2 separate regions of the Mus musculus genome follow, and region 1 is linked to region 2. The links are chromatin loops, found by intact Hi-C in ENCODE. Cell type or tissue: left cerebral cortex. All regions are shown on one strand. Links, peaks and the distances in the headings refer to the core of each region. The heading gives the core; the rest is flanking DNA.

Evidence for each region. Hi-C counts contacts between places; a loop is a spot of excess contacts. Peaks named below come from ENCODE experiments on the same cell type or tissue, not always from the same donor. Only the 100,000 strongest peaks of a DNase experiment are listed, where the experiment ranks them.
Region 1: a loop joins it to region 2, with 2.3 times the contacts of the local background. A loop is called at or near these places in 2 of 42 quality-filtered maps.

Annotation. Positions count from the first base shown.
Region 1 is chr3:96,866,845-96,875,361 of GRCm38, reverse strand. Pdzk1 (PDZ domain containing 1) reads right to left here. Exons shown (of 9, transcript NM_021517.3): 7 at 6,830-7,054; 8 at 6,131-6,421; 9 at 4,436-5,252. The coding sequence ends at 5,199. It overlaps Gpr89 (G protein-coupled receptor 89), which reads left to right. Exons shown (of 14, transcript NM_026229.4): 12 at 1,813-1,902; 13 at 2,820-2,885; 14 at 3,768-4,296. The coding sequence ends at 3,974. Among named protein-coding and RNA genes, the nearest start is that of Gpr89, 34 kb to the left of the region's middle. In left cerebral cortex, for the core only: no CTCF peak of the experiment used is centred there; DNase peaks (open chromatin) are centred at 4,094 and 4,943; H3K27ac peaks cover 984 bases.
Region 2 is chr3:96,714,393-96,722,909 of GRCm38, reverse strand. Polr3c (polymerase (RNA) III (DNA directed) polypeptide C) reads left to right here. Exons shown (of 15, transcript NM_028925.1): 5 at 285-370; 6 at 3,345-3,449; 7 at 3,584-3,676; 8 at 6,163-6,243; 9 at 6,430-6,481; 10 at 7,216-7,276; 11 at 7,640-7,790. Among named protein-coding and RNA genes, the nearest start is that of Gm22581, 5.7 kb to the left of the region's middle. In left cerebral cortex, for the core only: a CTCF peak has its summit at 3,660; a DNase peak (open chromatin) is centred at 3,630; H3K27ac peaks cover 196 bases.

The DNA of each region.
Region 1 (8,517 bases), core at 345-8,344, 150 kb before region 2:
GCCAAGTACCCAGCTCTTTCTCTGTGATATTCAACAAGCTCTGCAAACTCACAGCTCACCTTTGATCTCCTGGTAGAAAATTAACAACTAATTAGTGTTCTGAAGTAGAACAGAAATGATAAAGAAACAATCTTTATCAGTCATGTAAGGTGGACCTTGGACCAAAGTTGATTTGTTAGCTATGTATAAAATAGAGTTTGTTTGTTTATTTTTAAGAACACTTCTTCCTATTTCATAAACACAGCTGATCTCGAGGTCAGTGTGTGTATTCAGAGTATGATGTATTTCCAGATGACATCATTCAGGCTGATGAACTGTTAATAGTAGGACGGGTGTCACATTTCTTTGTCCCGGTGTGGACTGTTTAGCTTACTCTGAGCTGAGCTGAGGGGTGTGTACTGCCCTTGGACCCCATCTCAGCATAGCGTGTCCTCCATCTGAAAGGCAGCAAACTGGGCTGCAGCCCTGAAGACACACCGCCAAGGATGCTTTAGCCCTTTGAGGATGGCCTCAGATTCACAGGCCTCAGGGTGGAGGCAAGGACACAGCTGTGGGTAGCTTCTCTCCACCTAAACTTTTAATAAGGATCTCTCACTGAAATTGACATTTTAGCAGCACCAGCCAACATTCCCAGAATCTGCCTGTCCCTAGCTCCCGACGCTGGTGTCACAGGTGCATGTGGCCATGCCCAACCTTTATGTGAGTGCTTAGAGTGTCAGCTCAAGTCTTCCTGCTTTTACAGCAATCCCTCTCACCCCAGCCTTAAAGGACTCAATTTTAATGCTAACTCAGCAACATATTCTTTCTGCGTGTGCCATTGTGGCATCTGATCCTTCAGGTCATCCACACGTCCAGTGGTCCATGAACTTTATTATTGATGCCTGTGTGATTTTTCTCATTTAAATATCTCCGGGCTTGCTGGGCTCACTGGGAGTGAGGCACTAGGGAGGCAGAGGCAGGTAATCTCAGATAAATCTCACGTTTTCTTGGGTTTTTTTTTTTTTTTTTTTTGGTTTTTTCGAGACAGGGTTTCTCTGTGTAGCCCTGGCTATCCTAGAACTCACTTTGTAAACCAGGCTGGCCTCAAACTCAGAAATCCACCAGCCTCTGCCTCCCAAGTACTGGGATTAAAGGAGTGCACCACCATGCCTGGCTATAATTTTTTTTTTTTTACTGGGCTACACTTTTAGAGGTGAGCACTCTGTCACTGCTCCTATGTATCTGGTCCACCCATGACACATGTACTTCTTCCATGGCCATTCTCAGAATAACGAGCTTTTTAGATGTTGATGCAGCCCTGGCCTCACATGCCTGAGAACAGGCAAGCACAGGTTCCCAAAACTGCTTCTCCCTGTCAAGCAGTGCAGCAGAAGAGAACTCCAATGTGTGCCTCAAGTGAGAGTCCCAAGAATCCTTGTGCAATCTTCCTGTGATTTCCTTGGTCTTTACTCCTGGCAGTGCTGTAGTCAGTGATCCTTTCTCCATAGCACTGAGAGCAGTCAGGTGCTGCTCAGTTCTGTCCTCACCCCGTCCTCTCGCTTCTCCAGGAGGAGCATGTCATCAGCTATGGGCTTCTGGTGATGAGTGTTTTCCGCCCACCTCTCTCCACTGGCTGGCTGACCCTTAAGACTTGATTGAGTCAGCTGACTAGGGATCCAGTACAGTCTTCCCATGGGTATCTACCACCTGTAGGTGTTTGCTTCAGAAGCAGCCAGGAGGACTGATAGACTCTGTCTTGTAAGTCACCACAGTTCACATCAGCTCCCACGCTGCCCGGAAGTATAATAGCCTCTCCTTCTGTTCTCATGGCAGGTGAAGTTCTGGTCTCAGCACATCTCCTTCATTCTGGTTGGAATAATCATTGTCACATCCATCAGAGGACTGCTGATCACACTCACCAAGGTATGTCGTGTCACCCAGTTTAAAGGCCGTTATTTAATTGCATGACTTCTGAGTTAGATCCTCAGCAACAGTCTGAACAACTCAGGCGACACACACACACACCAAAGAAAAAGACCTTTCTGTAAGTCGTGGGTAACGTATGACAATATCTACCAGCCACAGATCCATTCCAAAGGTAATGAAGGGTCCATTCTGTTCATTGATCTGTCGGATCATCTATAACCAAGCTTGTCACAGGGGATTCAGCAGGTACATAGGAAAAAAATGAAGCCGGGTGTGGTGGCACACACCTTTAATCCCAGCACTTGGGAGGCAGAGGCAGGCGGATTTCTGAGTTCGAGGCCAGCCTGGTCTACAGCGTGAGTTCCAGGACAGCCAGGGCTACACAGAAAAAACCCTGTCTTGAAAAAACAAAAAACAAAAAAAGAAAGAAAAAAATGACTGAGATGGACATTCAAGGTTCCAGTGATTGTAAACCACAGAGAGGAAGACAATGGAAGTGGAGGACAGAGCATGCAGCTCTTTCTTTGCAGCATAAACCAGGTCATGTGGTGATGAAAAGTGGGTCCTCCCTTGTGATCCAGACACTGAAAGGAAAGAGATAGGGAGGGAAGAACTCGGACCCCTTGACAGCTGCAGGTGCCTGGAGTGCTCCCAGATTGCTGGTCAGTGTTGTGGTGATGCCGGGCGGGGCGTTACAGCTTCTGAAACTCAACAGCCAAGGTTCCCTTGTTGAGTCAGATGAAACCACCAACTATCTGGGGAAACTGGTTTGTGTTGTATTTGAAGGCCCTCTCTGTAGCCTTGCCTCCCGAGCCTGCTGTACTTTTTGTGCCACGAAAGAGGGTGGCTGCAGCACATTGTCATGAGCAGAGCCTACTGCACCACTGCGCTCATCTCTCTCCCTTCCTCCACAGTTCTTTTATGCCATCTCCAGCAGCAAGTCCTCCAACGTCATCGTCCTGCTGTTAGCGCAGATAATGGTAAGTTTATTGACTGCCTTTGTGTCTACAGTTGTTGAGTGCCCAAAATGTGATTTTGTTGGGGAGGGTTTTTGTTAAAACAAAGTCTACGTGGTCCATATTGGCTTCAAATAATCTATGTAAAGAAGGGTGGCCTTGAACTCCTGATCTGTCTCTGAAGTGCTGAGACTTCAAGCATGCATGCACCACTACATACAGCTTAGAAATGCTTGGGGTTTGGTTTTTGTTTTCTTTGGGGAAAGAGAGGGGTTATGTGTTTATGTGTATACATGTGAATCCAGTTGCCCATTGACTCTCAAAGAGGGTATCTGATCCCAATGAATGTTCTGGGAACCAAAGTTGGGTTATCTACAAAAACAGTACGTGCACATGTAACTACTGAGCCAGTTCTCCAGCCCAGGAAAAAAAATTAAATGGTTTAAGTTGGGCCCATACAATGGCTTGCTCTGTGGCTGCTAAAGGTGGTAGCCTCCAGGCCTGATGACCTGTGTTCAGTACCCAGACCCACATGGTAGAGGAGTGAACCAACCCTGGCAAATTAACCTCTGACTACACACACACTGAAGAAGATGCACGCCAATACACCTATGTGCACAAATAATTTAAGAAATGTTATGTGTATCGGTGTTTTGCTTACTTGTATGTATATAAACCAGGTGTGTGCCTGATGCCATAGAGGCTGGAAGAGGGTGTTAGACCCCTGGGACTAGAGGTACAGGTGGTGTGAGCCACCATGGGCTGCTAGGAATCAAGCCCATGATGAAAACGTAGTCAGCCTTAACTACTGTGCTCTCTTTCCAGCCCCAATAAATAACTTAAAGTTTGCACTGGCTTGCCCCTCAAAACAGAGTAACTTCTGAATTACTTGGCTCGACTTTGCAGGGTATGTACTTCGTGTCCTCTGTACTGCTGATCCGAATGAGCATGCCCCCGGAGTACCGCACCATAATCACAGAGGTCCTCGGGGAGCTTCAGTTCAACTTCTATCACCGTTGGTTTGATGTCATCTTCCTGGTCAGTGCCCTCTCCAGCATATTGTTCCTCTATCTGGCTCACAAACAGGCACCAGAGAAGCATATGGCCCCCTGAACTCAGACTCCCTGCCAACTTCAGGAAAGGAGACACAGTGGGGAGACCAGAGCCTACAGCTCTTTACACAGGCAGAGCTGCGAGTTCTGTTCTGCCTCAGGCACACGCCTACTTCCTCCTGAGATACTGGAGTCACTTCGACTGAGGCACAAGAAGAAAACCCGCAGCATTCAGCAGGGAGCCGCATGGATCTGAGGCTGTGCAGTGAGGAGGAGAGGGCCAGAGCATGAGGATACCCCGGAAATCCTGACTACACGGCTTCCCTCGAAAATGCTAGTAAAGTCAGTTTGTAACACTCTGGCCTTGGGGTCACTTGTCCAGCACAGCTTGGTGTTATGCTATTGTGGTCTGACGTGAAATGCATCTCTCCCCTCACCCAACTTTACCCCGTAAAAATAACCAAAAGGTTGTTTCTTCTTTTCTGAGAAAGGGGTGATAGGCAACAGATAGATTTTACCAAATAGATTTTAGGTATACCAATCTTTATTTCCTCTTAAATTAGAGAAGAGTGAATGTTCCGTGCTAATCCAGCAGTGGCTGGCTCGGGTTGGCTTTCCCTCTGCCTCAGCGCTGGAGGTAGACGTTAACTGGAACAAGCCCTTTCCTGTTCTGAAACATAAGCCCTCCGACAGTAAAAGGAAGGTGTTGAGGTTTTTTTTTAATACTCAAATGTAACATAAGAAAATGCTGAAGTATATTTCCTGGAAGCCTCCCTTTATTACTAAGACCACAGTGTGTATTTTGCATGTTTTGGGCTTCTGGAAGCAAATGAGAAAGCATGAAATGTTTGTATGGAACAAAGACACTATTCGGATTCTATTAGCCAACAGGGAAGTTGCAAACAACTCAGAAGCACTTAGCAATGCTGCTCAGCCACAGCATTGCTACAAAAGCACACTTCTATAACAGGCATCTGCTTGATTCTTTAATTAGCAGCGCTCACATGGACAGTGAATCATCCCAGGTGCTCAAGCCTGCAGAAGGAAGAGGTCTCATCAACAGAAGTGAAAAGTTGCACTTTGGAAGATACCACATAGAAAGACCCTGAACCTGGTCCCTCCTCTGGCTAAGTTGAGCTTAAATAAGCAACCTGCAGTAGCAGCCCTTACAACAACAGACAGTCTGGGGGACAGATGGTCCAGAGGAGGTCTGACGGGGTCGGCAGGGCTCATTCCTCGGAGAGGCAGTTCCTGGGCCCTCAAGAGGAAGCATCATTTGTTCTCTTCACATCTCCGTGTCTTCAGAGTTAGACGAAGAGTGCGAGGCTGTGCTGAGAGTCTGTGCAAAGGAAAAAGACAAGGGTTTACTGCAGCAGGAAAGAGCAAGGCTGATCTAGAGCTGGCATGCCTTAAGTCAGAGAGCCAGGCACCTCTAGATGTAATCCGAATCTTCACTTGACTTGCTTCCAGATTACTGTTTAACACAAACAAGTTTCTCATTGTCTGTGTATATACCAACATACACATAGACCATCAGTTTTCTATAAGGCCAGATTAGTACTATAATTGGCATGACCTATCAGCAGTATTAAATACAGTAGAAAACTATAGTGACTTTTCATAGGAGGCCTGATTCCTATAAATCTCCTTCTATGAATTTGGATGTCAGTTTACTTTTGAAACTCAAATTTATCCATGAAGAGAAAATTGACCAGAAAAAAATTCTTCTGACAAAAATAATTGTAATTCCTGACACTTACTAAACATGGAGTCTAAGCCTCTCTCTCTGTTTTTACTTACTGTGAGCCAGGCACAGTTTAAACACTTCTGAAAACAACTGTACACATTGTCCATGTTTTATAAGTCGGAAATCTGGAGCACAGAGCCAGGAACTGGTCCTGCGTAATCAGGTCAGGTTCTTCGGTGGTCTCCATGATTTTGATAAACTGATTTCACTTACTAACTGCCAACTGCATGCTAAAAAAATAATGACACACCACAAGCCTGGCACTCAGGAGGCTAAGACAAGAGGATTGCAAGTTCTACACCAGCCTGGGCTCCACAGTGAGGCCACATTTCTAAGAAGACAATAAATTTGTCCTCATAATGCCTCCTTTGTCACAAAACCCTGGCAGGTTGGCCACCCTGTGTCACTGGGAAGCATAGGCATGAGGCACTGGCTGGGGACTACCCCAGGGAAGCAGGGCCACCACTCACTCGGTCTTTTGCTGGGTGGGCGTCATGCTCGGACTCCGCAGACGTCTCTCCTTTTTCATCAGGGCCAGCCACCAGGGGCTCGGCCATGGAGGAAACGATGGGGATTTTCTTAGCTTGGAAGTAGCTGTAGGCCATCTTTCCACAGACCAACAGAGTGACGTGCTTCCCGCTGCTCTTGATTCTCTCCACCACTCTGTCGTAGGGTTCCTCTTGCACGTTCTCCCCGTTCACTTCGATGATGACGTCCTCATTCTCCAGCCCAGCCTTGTCAGCAGGGCCACCCTGCTGTACCTGTGAACAGAGGTTCTGAGTCGGTTCCAAGCATGGAAGAAGGCGTGCCGGGCAGCTTCCCTCCTGAACAGCCTCAACACTTGTTAACTGCGCTCCTTTATGGCCTATACACCCTGAACTCCACTGGGCTCAGCCACACTGGCAAAGCACTGCACTGAACATGTGCTGGGCTGAAGGCATCACGCCCCCATCTTAGGATCCCAACTTGGAAGCTACAGGGTGGTCTCATTGCTCTCCCCTACAGGGTTCAGGCACCGTGCACATCCACAGCAGTGGGCAAGGAGCACTCTCAGAGGCGGACTTCCAAGTGTGACCACTGTTAGTGTCACGGAGACTTGTGGCTTGCACTGAAAAAAAAATCCCATCCTAATTGGCTGTTTGCTGAGCTGTCAGAACTAGTCACCATACCTCTTTGACAAAGGAGCCAGGCTGACCCCGAATGGCATTCAGGTGAAAGCCGTAGCTATCGTCCTCTTTAAGCAGCCTGCAGAGCTTGGGCTTGTGACCCTCCGCGTCCTCTGTGGGCTCTGAGCCTGTGGCCTCCAGAGGAGCAGGGATCGGAGCTGGGCCTTCCTTGACAGAACCATTAGGCAGTTCTTGACTTTGGCAGTAAAGAAGTGGAGAGAACCGAGCCTTTGGAAAATAAAGGGGAAAAAATATACATCTGAGCAATTACACGTCACTGAATGTCATGGCTTAATACACAGGGTGTCTCACATGTATGCTCCTCCTCAACAGGAGGAGGGGAGAGTCTAAAGTTTCTTTCCTACTGCCAGAGAAGGTAGAAACGTGCACAGACACATACATGTGCATAACAGAAACAGTGCACAGTTCTGCACCAGACCCCAGAGCTGTCTCATGGTGTTACAAGCTTTTCCCCACAAAGGCAGGCAGGACACTGCGCACTGTCTACACTCCCCTTTGGGAGACACCTTTGAGGGACTACCCCAAGGCCCTGTTCTCCCTGCCCTTCAGTACTAAAGGACAAAACATTTTTGTGATGAGTTTTGTGAGAACCAGCTCTACACACTGATAATGAGAGAGGTGCCCATACGGTGGCACAAGTGAATCCCATCCCCCAGCTTCCGTCTCCCAGGGCTGCTGTTTAATGATCTTGGCACCTCTCGTGGCGGGCTTCCCCCTGTCTGTAAGTATGCTTGGTCCTCTCATTTTCACAGCCAAGGCCGTGTAGGAAGCAATGGCGGCCGTGACAGAGACAGAACGCCAAGCTTAACTCGTTTGTTTTTTATTCTTTTTATATATATATATTTTGTATTTTTATTAGATATTTTCTTTATATATATTTTAAATGCTATCCCAAAAGTTCCCTATACCCTCCACCTGCCCTGCTCCCCTACACCCACTCCCGCTTCTTGGCCCTGGCATTCCCCTGTACGGGGGCATATAAAATTTGCAATACCAAGGGGCCTCTCTTCCCAGTGATGGCCAACTAGGCCATCTTCTGCTACATATGTAGCTAGAGACAGGAGCTCTGGGGGTACTGGTTAGTTCATATTGTTGTTCCACCTATAGGGTTGCAGACCTCTTCAGCTCCTTGGGTACTTTCTCTAGCTTCTCCATTGGGGGCCCTGTGTTCCATCTTTTTTTTTTTAATAAGATTTATTTATTATTATAAAGAACACTGTAGCTGTCTTCAGGCGCGCCAGAAGAGGGCATCAGAACTTATTACGGGGTTTGTGAGCCACCATGTGGTTGCTGGAATTTGAACTCAGGACCTTTGGAAGAGCAGTCACTGCTCTTACACACTGAGCCATCTCAACAGCCTCCTGTGTTCCATCTTATAAATGACTGTGAGCATCCACTTCTATATTTGCCAGTCACTGGCATAGCCTCATATGAAACAGCTATAACAAGGTCCCTTCAGCAAAATCTTTCTGGCATATGCAAATAGTGTCTGGGTTTAATGGCTGATTATGGGATGTATCCCCGGGTGGGGTATTCTCTAGATAGTCCATCCTTTCCTCTTAGCTCCAAACTTTGTCTCTGTAACACCTTTCATGGGTATTTTGTTCCCTATTCTAAGGAGGAACGAAGTATCCACCCATTGGTCTTCCCTATTCTTGATTTTCTTGTGT
Region 2 (8,517 bases), core at 409-8,408:
ACAACAAGGTGAGCAAAGCTCTGAGAAGCATGGGAGAAGGCTGGAGAGGGGAGGACCAGGCAAACAGGACATTGCAGGGCATCTGCTCTCCAACCTGAGCAAAGGAGGCGGCTCAGACGGGAAGCAGGGAAGCCACAGGCTCAGATTTCTTATAGCTCCTCAGCCTCCGAAACAGCACCTGAAACAGGCAGCTGCAGATGTCTTTGAGATGAGGGGGTACCAGCTTTGCTTCCTGCCATCATATGATATATATAGTCTAATTGTTCAGTTATTTGATTTGGCAGGAAAAGGTAAGAGGAGGAGATCATCTGATGAAGATGCTACTGGAGAGCCCAAGGCCAAGAAACCAAGATACACAGATAACAAGGAGGTAATGTGGCCTCCTGATTAGCAGTCCTCACCCTAGAGCGAGCGGTCCATAAATAGCCCTCAGATAACAAGCTCAGACAGAACCTAAATGTCCCTTGCTAAGAAGCAGTAGGATTGTGAACTTCAGTCCATTGCTCAGGGGCAGACCAATGAGGACAGAGTGCTCCTGCTGTCTCTGCCCACTTCTCCTGCCCCCTTTATACTGAGGAACAGTGAGAACCCTGGGAGTCTGGGGCACTTTCATGGAAGGAGTGCTCTATTTTCCTTCTGAGCCCTAATGTATTTCACTAAATAGTCGTACTAACTTATTCATAAGAGAAAGCAGGGCTGGGTGTGGTGGTGCATCCCTTTAACTCCAGCACTTGGGATGCAGAGGCAGGAGGATCTCTATGAGTTCAAAGCCAGCCTGCTTCTACATAGTACAGTGGTTCTCAACCCGTGGGTCACAATCCCTTTAGGGTGAAACAGCCTACAGGGATCACCTAAGACCATCAGAAAACACAAATACTTACATTATGAATCATAACAGTAGCAAAATTACAGTTATGAAGTTGCAACGAAAATAAATTTATGGTTGAGGGTCACCACAACACAAGGGACTGTATTAAAAGGTCACAGTGTTAGGAAGGTTGAGAACCACTAACATAGTGAATTCCAGACCAGCCAAGGCTCCATAGTGAAACCTTGTCTCAAAAAACAACAACAAAAGGGGGGTCGGGGGAGAGGGAGGGAGAGAGCCCTTTGGCTGGGGATGTAGCCCAGTTGGTAAGTTGCTTGTGGCATGCAGGAATCCCTGGGTTTCATTCCCCAGGACCAAATAGAAGCAGAAATGGTGCCCAGCGTGATGACCTATGCCTTTAACTTTGCAACACTTGGAAGGCAGAAAGTAGCAGATTTCTGTGATCTGGAGGCTAGCCTGGTCTAGAGAGTGAGTTCTAGGATAACCATAGTGAGGCCCTGTCTCAAAAAAACAAACCAGAAATGGCACTACATAGCTATAATTCTAAGACTCTAAGGTAGAGACCAGAGAATCAGAAGTTATCCTTGACTGCAAAGTAAGTCTAAAGCCAGCCTGGCCTACATGAAACCCTGGCCCCCAAAAAACAACAAACCAATCAGCTCCTAACAATCCTTCCCCTTACAATGCTGGAGTTCCAGGCAGGTGTGAGATCATACCTGGCTGATGATGTGAATGCTCGGAGCCAGACTCAGCTCCTTACGGTTGCACAGCAAACGTCTTTAACGACTGAGCCGTCTCTCCTGCCTCCGGGACTGTCTGTCATCTGTCGGCAGCACTTATCCAGAACTCTCCTCAGGGGGCTCCCCTCTTGCATTCTTACCTATTTAGTGGCCAAAATTACTTTTTAGCTAGATGTGTAGTGATAAATGCCCATGATCCTAGCACTTGGAAGGTAAAGGCAGGAAGGTCCAGAGTTCATTGTGACCCTCGATTATTTAATAAGTTTGATGCCAGCTAAGCTTCATGAGACCCTATTTTTTTTTTTAAAAAAAAGAAAGCAAAGGTAAGATTGTATTAAAATATGCAAACATGATCTATCAGACGTGTTTAATCTGCAGGCCCAACACAAATTCACAGGAAGGTCCTGGGGCTCACCAGCCATCTTGGCCTACTTGTTAAGTTCAAGCCCAGGGAGAGATCCTATCTCAAAAAATAAATAAAAATAGATGTCTAGGACGTTGAGAGATGGCTTAGCAGTTAAGAGTACCTCCTCTTCCCCCAGACGACCAAAGTGTGGTTCCTAACACCTGTGTCTGTAATTCCAGCTCTGAGAGAGCTACCACCTTCTGGCCATCTCGGGGCCTCTGCGCACATGTGGCAGGCACATATACATAATATGAATTAAAGAAAAAAATCTTGTAGGGCTAGAGAGATGATTCAGCAGTTAGGAGGACCCAAGTTCAGTTCTAAACACCCTATCTTCAATTCTAGGGGATCTTATATCCTCTTGTGGATCCACAGGCTCCAAGCATGACACTGGTGCAGATGCAAGTACACAATCACACAGATACATAAACTCAAAACTAAATCTTTCTGGTTGGATGTGGTGGTGCGCACCTTTAACCCCAGCACTCAGGAGGCAGAGGCAGGTGATCTCTGTGAATTTGAGGTCTACATAGTACATTCCAGGACAGCCAGGGCTATGTAGAGAGACTTTCTCACAACAACAACAACAAAGAAAAGTAGATATTTAGCTAGTCCTGGTGTGTCGCAAAGCTTTAGTCCCTGTACTTAAGGAGGTAAATTGAGAAAATGTCCTATTATGTCACTGAAACAGTCAAATAAGATCAGGCCTGGGAAGTATCCTCCAAGCTTAGCCACAAGGAGGCTCTTGAGGACAGTGGTGGGTCTGGAATACCAGTAACAACTGAAATTTCATAAGAGAGGTGGCTGAGCAAAGCCAGAGCTGGCATAGATAGCCAGGAGGGAAAGGAAGCAGGGAAGCATGGGGTGGAAGGAGAAGTCATGACCTGCGCAGGGTAAAAGCTGATGAACAGAGCAGTACAGGAGCCTTGCAGCCTCAGGACAGGAAGCAAAGGGCCTGGATCCTGAGGCCCAGGGGAACGACATGATCTGAAACAGCAGCATGGCCCTTGCCCTTAGGTAAAAGGACAAACGTTCTCCTGGAGAGAGGGAAGAAGGAAAGTGGGGGATAGTAAAGATATTTACACAAAGTTAAATGAGTTCTGGCCTCTATTAGAGGAAAGAAGGTGTCAAATGAGAGATTGGAGAGTAATGGAGAAGAATTAACCAAGGAAGAAGGTGACTTTGTGGAACCTGAAGTTAGACTTCCTTGGGACACACTAATCCACACTCTTGAATGCTTTTCTCTAGCCCATTTAATTGCTACAGTGTGACAAAACAAGTGGAGCTTTACTGTATAAACAAAACAAGCAGAGCACCCTGGGGATGGCGGGTGCTGCATCTCACCGCCTCTCTATCCTCCTCTCCCCAGCCCTCACCAGACGATGGGATTTATTGGCAAGTCAACCTCGACAGGTTCCACCAGCACTTCCGTGACCAAGCAATCGTGAGCGCAGTGGCAAACCGAATGGACCAGGTAATATCCAAGTGGGTCAGCCAGTGATCAGCAAGGAACAAGGTCTGTCATTGAGATGGATGTCAGATGTAGCCACTGGCTCAGGGCCAGGGCCAGAGGCAGTGAAGGTATATTCTGAATTGTCTGTTTTTCAGACAAGCAGCGAGATCGTGCGGACGATGCTCCGGATGAGTGAGATCACCACTCCCTCTAGCGCCCCCTATACTCAGCCGCTGTCCTCCAATGAGGTACGCTTCAGGGTTCTTTCTGGGGGGGGGAGGAGTTGTTTTGTTTTGAACTTTCTGTGTAGCCCCTGGCTGTCCTGGAACTCACTACTGCTGAGCTTAGAGGTGTGCACGCCTGGTTTAGCTTTGTATTTCTGTGCTAGCTTTCTGCTAGGCGTAGATATTGTAGCAGTTATTAGACGTGACTTGTAGATTTCTGATGCCTGTGCCTTGCGTGAAAAGGAGGGTTTTGTTGCTTGCAGTGGGGCAAGGATTTCTTGGAAATGTTAAGCACTGAAATGTTTGACCACCTTAGAATCCAGCTTTTAAAAATGCTAAGCCATGGAGACTAAAGAGATAGCTCAGCAATTAAAGGAACTGGCTGCACTTCCAGAGGACCCAGGTTCAATTCTCAGCACATACAAGGCAGCTCACAACTGTCTGTAACTCCAATCCAAAGGGGTCTTTCTCCTGGCTTCCTTGGGCACTGCACATACATGATACACTTACAGTCATGCAGGCAAAACACATATACACATAAAAATAAATAAGTAAAAGAGAGAAAGTCAGGTGTGGTAACACATACCTTTAATCCTAGCACTCAGGAGGTAAAGGGAAGTAAGTCTCTAAGTGTAAGGCCAGCCTTGTCTACAAAGCATTTTCTAGGACAGCCAAGACTACACAGAGAAACCCTATCTCAAAAAAACAAATAAATAAATAAATCTTTTAAAAAAATGTTGTTAAGCCATTAAAATTATTATAGTCAAATATCTGTCAAGTACAGTTTATTTCTAATTATTTTAAGAATCTACTAGCCAGGTGTACTGGCAAATGCCTGAAATCCTACCTAAGGCTTCAGGGATTGCCTGCCTGAGCTCAGGAGTTCAAAGCCAAGCTGGGCAACAGCATTAGCTCCGATAAAGGCTATCTTACAATATATACATGTTTGGCCGGGCGTGGTGGCGCACGCCTTTAATCCCAGCACTCGGGAAGCAGAGGCAGGCGAATTTCTGAGTTCGAGGCCAGCCTGGTCTACAGAGTGAGTGTTCCAGGACAGCCAGGGCTATAAAGAGAAACCCTGTCTCGAAAAAAAACAAAAAAACAAAAAACAAAAAACAAAAAAAAAAAAAACAATATATACATGTTTGGATTCTGATGAAAGTCTTGGCATTTAAAAATTACTTTTTTGTTGTTGTTTTGTTTTGTTTTTTTGTCTTTGTTTTGTTTTGTGTTTGTTTGACAGGATTTCTCTGTGTAGCCCTGACTGTGTCCTGGAACTCACTCTGTAGACCAGGCTGGCCTCGAACTCAGAAATCCACCTGCTTCTGCCTCCTAAGTACTAGGATTAAAGGCGTGTGCCACCACTGCCTGGCAACATTACATTTCTACTGCTTTTATAATTATACTTACTTAAATATTGCTATTATGTTTTATATTGTTTCTAAAGTTTTTGTAGTTGATTGATTTGTTTGTTTTAAAGACAGGGTCTCTGCTGGCCTCAAACTTGCCCTGTAGACCAGGCTGGCCTCTGTCTCCCTAGTGCTGTGATCAAAGGCCTAACTTTCTGAATTCTTGTCCCTTGTAAATTTCATGAGCTTCTTGAGCCTTATACGTTGTAGCTTCCAGAGTCTTAGAAGCCTCCCTCCAGAGTAGAGTGTTTACCTTTGGAGGCCATAGCTACGCAGTAACCCACAGTCTTCCTCCCTAGCCTCTGGGGAGCTGGTGTTAAGTACAGGCATATACCACTACACTTGGTTGTAGTTTAATTAATTATTTATCACTGGACACTTGGGTTTTTTCTCCTTCTACTCTGTTTCTGTCAGGGTCTGACTGTGTAGCACTGGCTATTTAGAGCTCACTATGTAGACTAGACCCCAAATACAGAGATCTACCTGCCTCTGCCTCCCAAGTTTTGGGATTAAAGTTGTGCAGCCCTCTTGGCCTCTTTACTCTTATAAGCAATGATACTATGAATATTTCTTTTTTTTTTTTTTTTTTTTTTTTTGGTTTTTCGAGACAGGGTTTTTCTGTGTAGCCCTGGCTGAATATTTTTTTAAGATTTATTTATTTTACGCCGGCATGGTGACGCACACCTTTAATCCCAGCACTCAGGAGGCAGAGGCAGGCAGATTTCTGAGTTCAAGGCCAGCCTGGTCTACAAAGCGAGTTCCAGGACAGCTAGGACTATACAGAGAAACCCTGTCTCGAAAAAAAAAAAAAAAAAAAGATTTATTTTATGTATATGAGTACACTGTAGCTGTCTTCAGACAGAAGGTGGCACTGGATCCCGTTATAGATGGTTGGGAGCTACCGTGTGGTTGCTGGGAATTGAACTCAGGACCTCTGGAAGAGCAGTCAGTGCTCTTAACTATTGAGCCATCTCTCTAGCCCATGAATATTTCTTAAATACTTTTATGTTTTTGAAATCTAAACTTAGGACATCTTGTTTCAGTTACATTTAGCAATTCTGCGTTCTGACCCTGTTTCCAGCATCTCCTTCTGTCCCACAGATCTTCAGGTCCCTGCCCGTCGGATATAACATCTCTAAACAGGTTCTCGATCAGTACCTCACGCTGCTGGCAGATGACCCAGTAAGTCTCTTGCCCCCTTAGTCTGATCACAGTTTCTCTCCTATAGCCTTCTTGTGTACTTAGCCATCCCAGACAAAGTCCCTTCACCCAACAGGAAAGCTACCTGCTTCAGTCTCTTGACCAGATGTGCTCCGTGGGAAAGAGAATTATGCAGTTAACACCGTTCACTCTCTTTCTTCTTAACAGCTAGAGTTTATTGGAAAGTCTGGCGACAGTGGCGGAGGAATGTTTGTCATCAGTATCCTTTCAGCTGCCTGTCCTGTCAGGACCTCTGAGTTAGGAAGCAGGGCCTGGGAAAGATTGTTCTGGGTTTTTGTTGAGACAGTCTCTGTAGCCCAGCCTGGCCTTGAACTCACTGTGTAGCCTAGAAGTTGGCAGTAAAGTCCTGATCCTCCTGCCTTTACCTCCCAAGTGCTGAGTTAGACACATGTGCCACCTTAAGAAAAGAGTTTGTCAATGCTTAATATACTAAACAAGTTTTAAAAATGAACTTTCTATTAAGTTTTCTGTGAATTTCAGTGAGTTACATTAATGAAAATAAAAAAAGGCTCCAGCTGCCACTCAGTAGCACCACACTTACTGTTCTAGGTTCTGGGCCAGATCACCAGCATTGCCACAGACAGGAAGAGGGTGGGGTGGGCGGGGAGCTAAGAAAGGGAGGAAGCTGGGGAGAGGCCAGTGTGGTAGTAAACCCTTATAATCAGAGCAGTTTAGGGGCCGAGGCAGAAAAGTTTAATGGTCAAAGTCAGTCTGGCTACATAGCAAGACCCTGTCTCAAAAAAGAAAAGATTTAAAAAGAAAAAGAAAAAAAAAAAAAAAAAAACACTTAAGCAAACCCTACATATCAGACCTGAAATGTGAAAGCAAAATAGCAGTTAATTTTTAGTTTTAAATTAGGAATTTAGTCATGAAACTAAGGTAATAGTGACCAGGCTAAAACATTACTAGATGTCCTTAATCCTCTACCTAAAGACCTCCATAAAGCATTAGCGTCCCTAGCCACTGCAACTCTGGAGTCTGTCATCCAGGAGAGGTAAGAGGCTCCTTGACTGGGGTTGGGCTCAGACACTTGCTATCCACACCCCACTGAACAAGTCATTAGGTTTTTATGGCATACCCCTGCCACACTTGGTCTCATCTCTCCCATAAAGTTAATTCCTAGTTAGGCAAATTAACCAGCCACCCTAAAGCTCTGTAATACAAGCACTGTGGAGTAGGTAGGAGTAGGTAGGCATCTGGTAACGAGTTAGAGGAACAGTGCCATCACCAACCTCAGGAGCTGTGTCAGAACGGATGCAGTTTTCCTCTCGGGTCCCGATTCCACACGTAGACTAGTACCTCCACGCTCTGAGACTAGGAGCTAAAGCATGCCACGCGCTTCTTTGTCCCTTTCCAGATTCGGGTCTCGCTGTGCCAGGATATTCCGTCTGGTATTGCAGAAGAAACACCTTGAGCAGAAGCAGGTGGAGGACTTTGCAATGATCCCTGCGAAGGAGGCAAAGGACATGCTGTACAAGATGCTCTCGGAAAACTTCATCCTGCTGCAGGTGACCACAGCCCCAGTGCATGCTGAGCAGCAGGGCTGACCTTGACAGCCTGGGCCCCCAGACAGACACCATAACCACCTCTGAAGCAGAAAAAAGATTAACACAGACATAGCAAATCCTCCAAGGATCATGTAGACTTTAACTGGCCTCTCAGAGAGACAGACAGGGTGCACCAAGAAATCAGCTCACAATTATAACTTCCCTGCTCTTTCTAGCCTCCAGCCCATTATTCCTGACCTCTCTCAGCCTAGATCTTTAATAGAGTAACTTGTTCAGCATAGCTTGGATTCTGTAGTTCTGTATTGAGGACCCTTTGAAGACGTAGGTTGATAGATTTTGGAGTCAATTCACCAAGCAAGTCAACTACCATCCTCTTCATATCTGTAAAATGGTGGTGGCTGCTGAAATAAAAGCAGTGCTTTGCACCAACCACAGTAATGCATACCTATGATTCGGTACTCAGGAGAGTAAGGCTGAAGGACTGAATTTATTTATTAATCACTGTCACAGTTATTAATAAAGGCTTGTGTAGAGTTTGCTCAGTAAATATTAGTTGCCTTTCCTTTCTTCCACCCAGGATGCTGATAGACAAATGGAAACTGGGCAGCCTGCTCCATGTGACTGATTATGTCATAACCATAGCCCCTGATTGGCTAAGAAGGAAAGAAGATCAGTGCTGACAGTACCAAGTGGATGGCTGTTTATCTTGCCCATTCCAAATAACGTA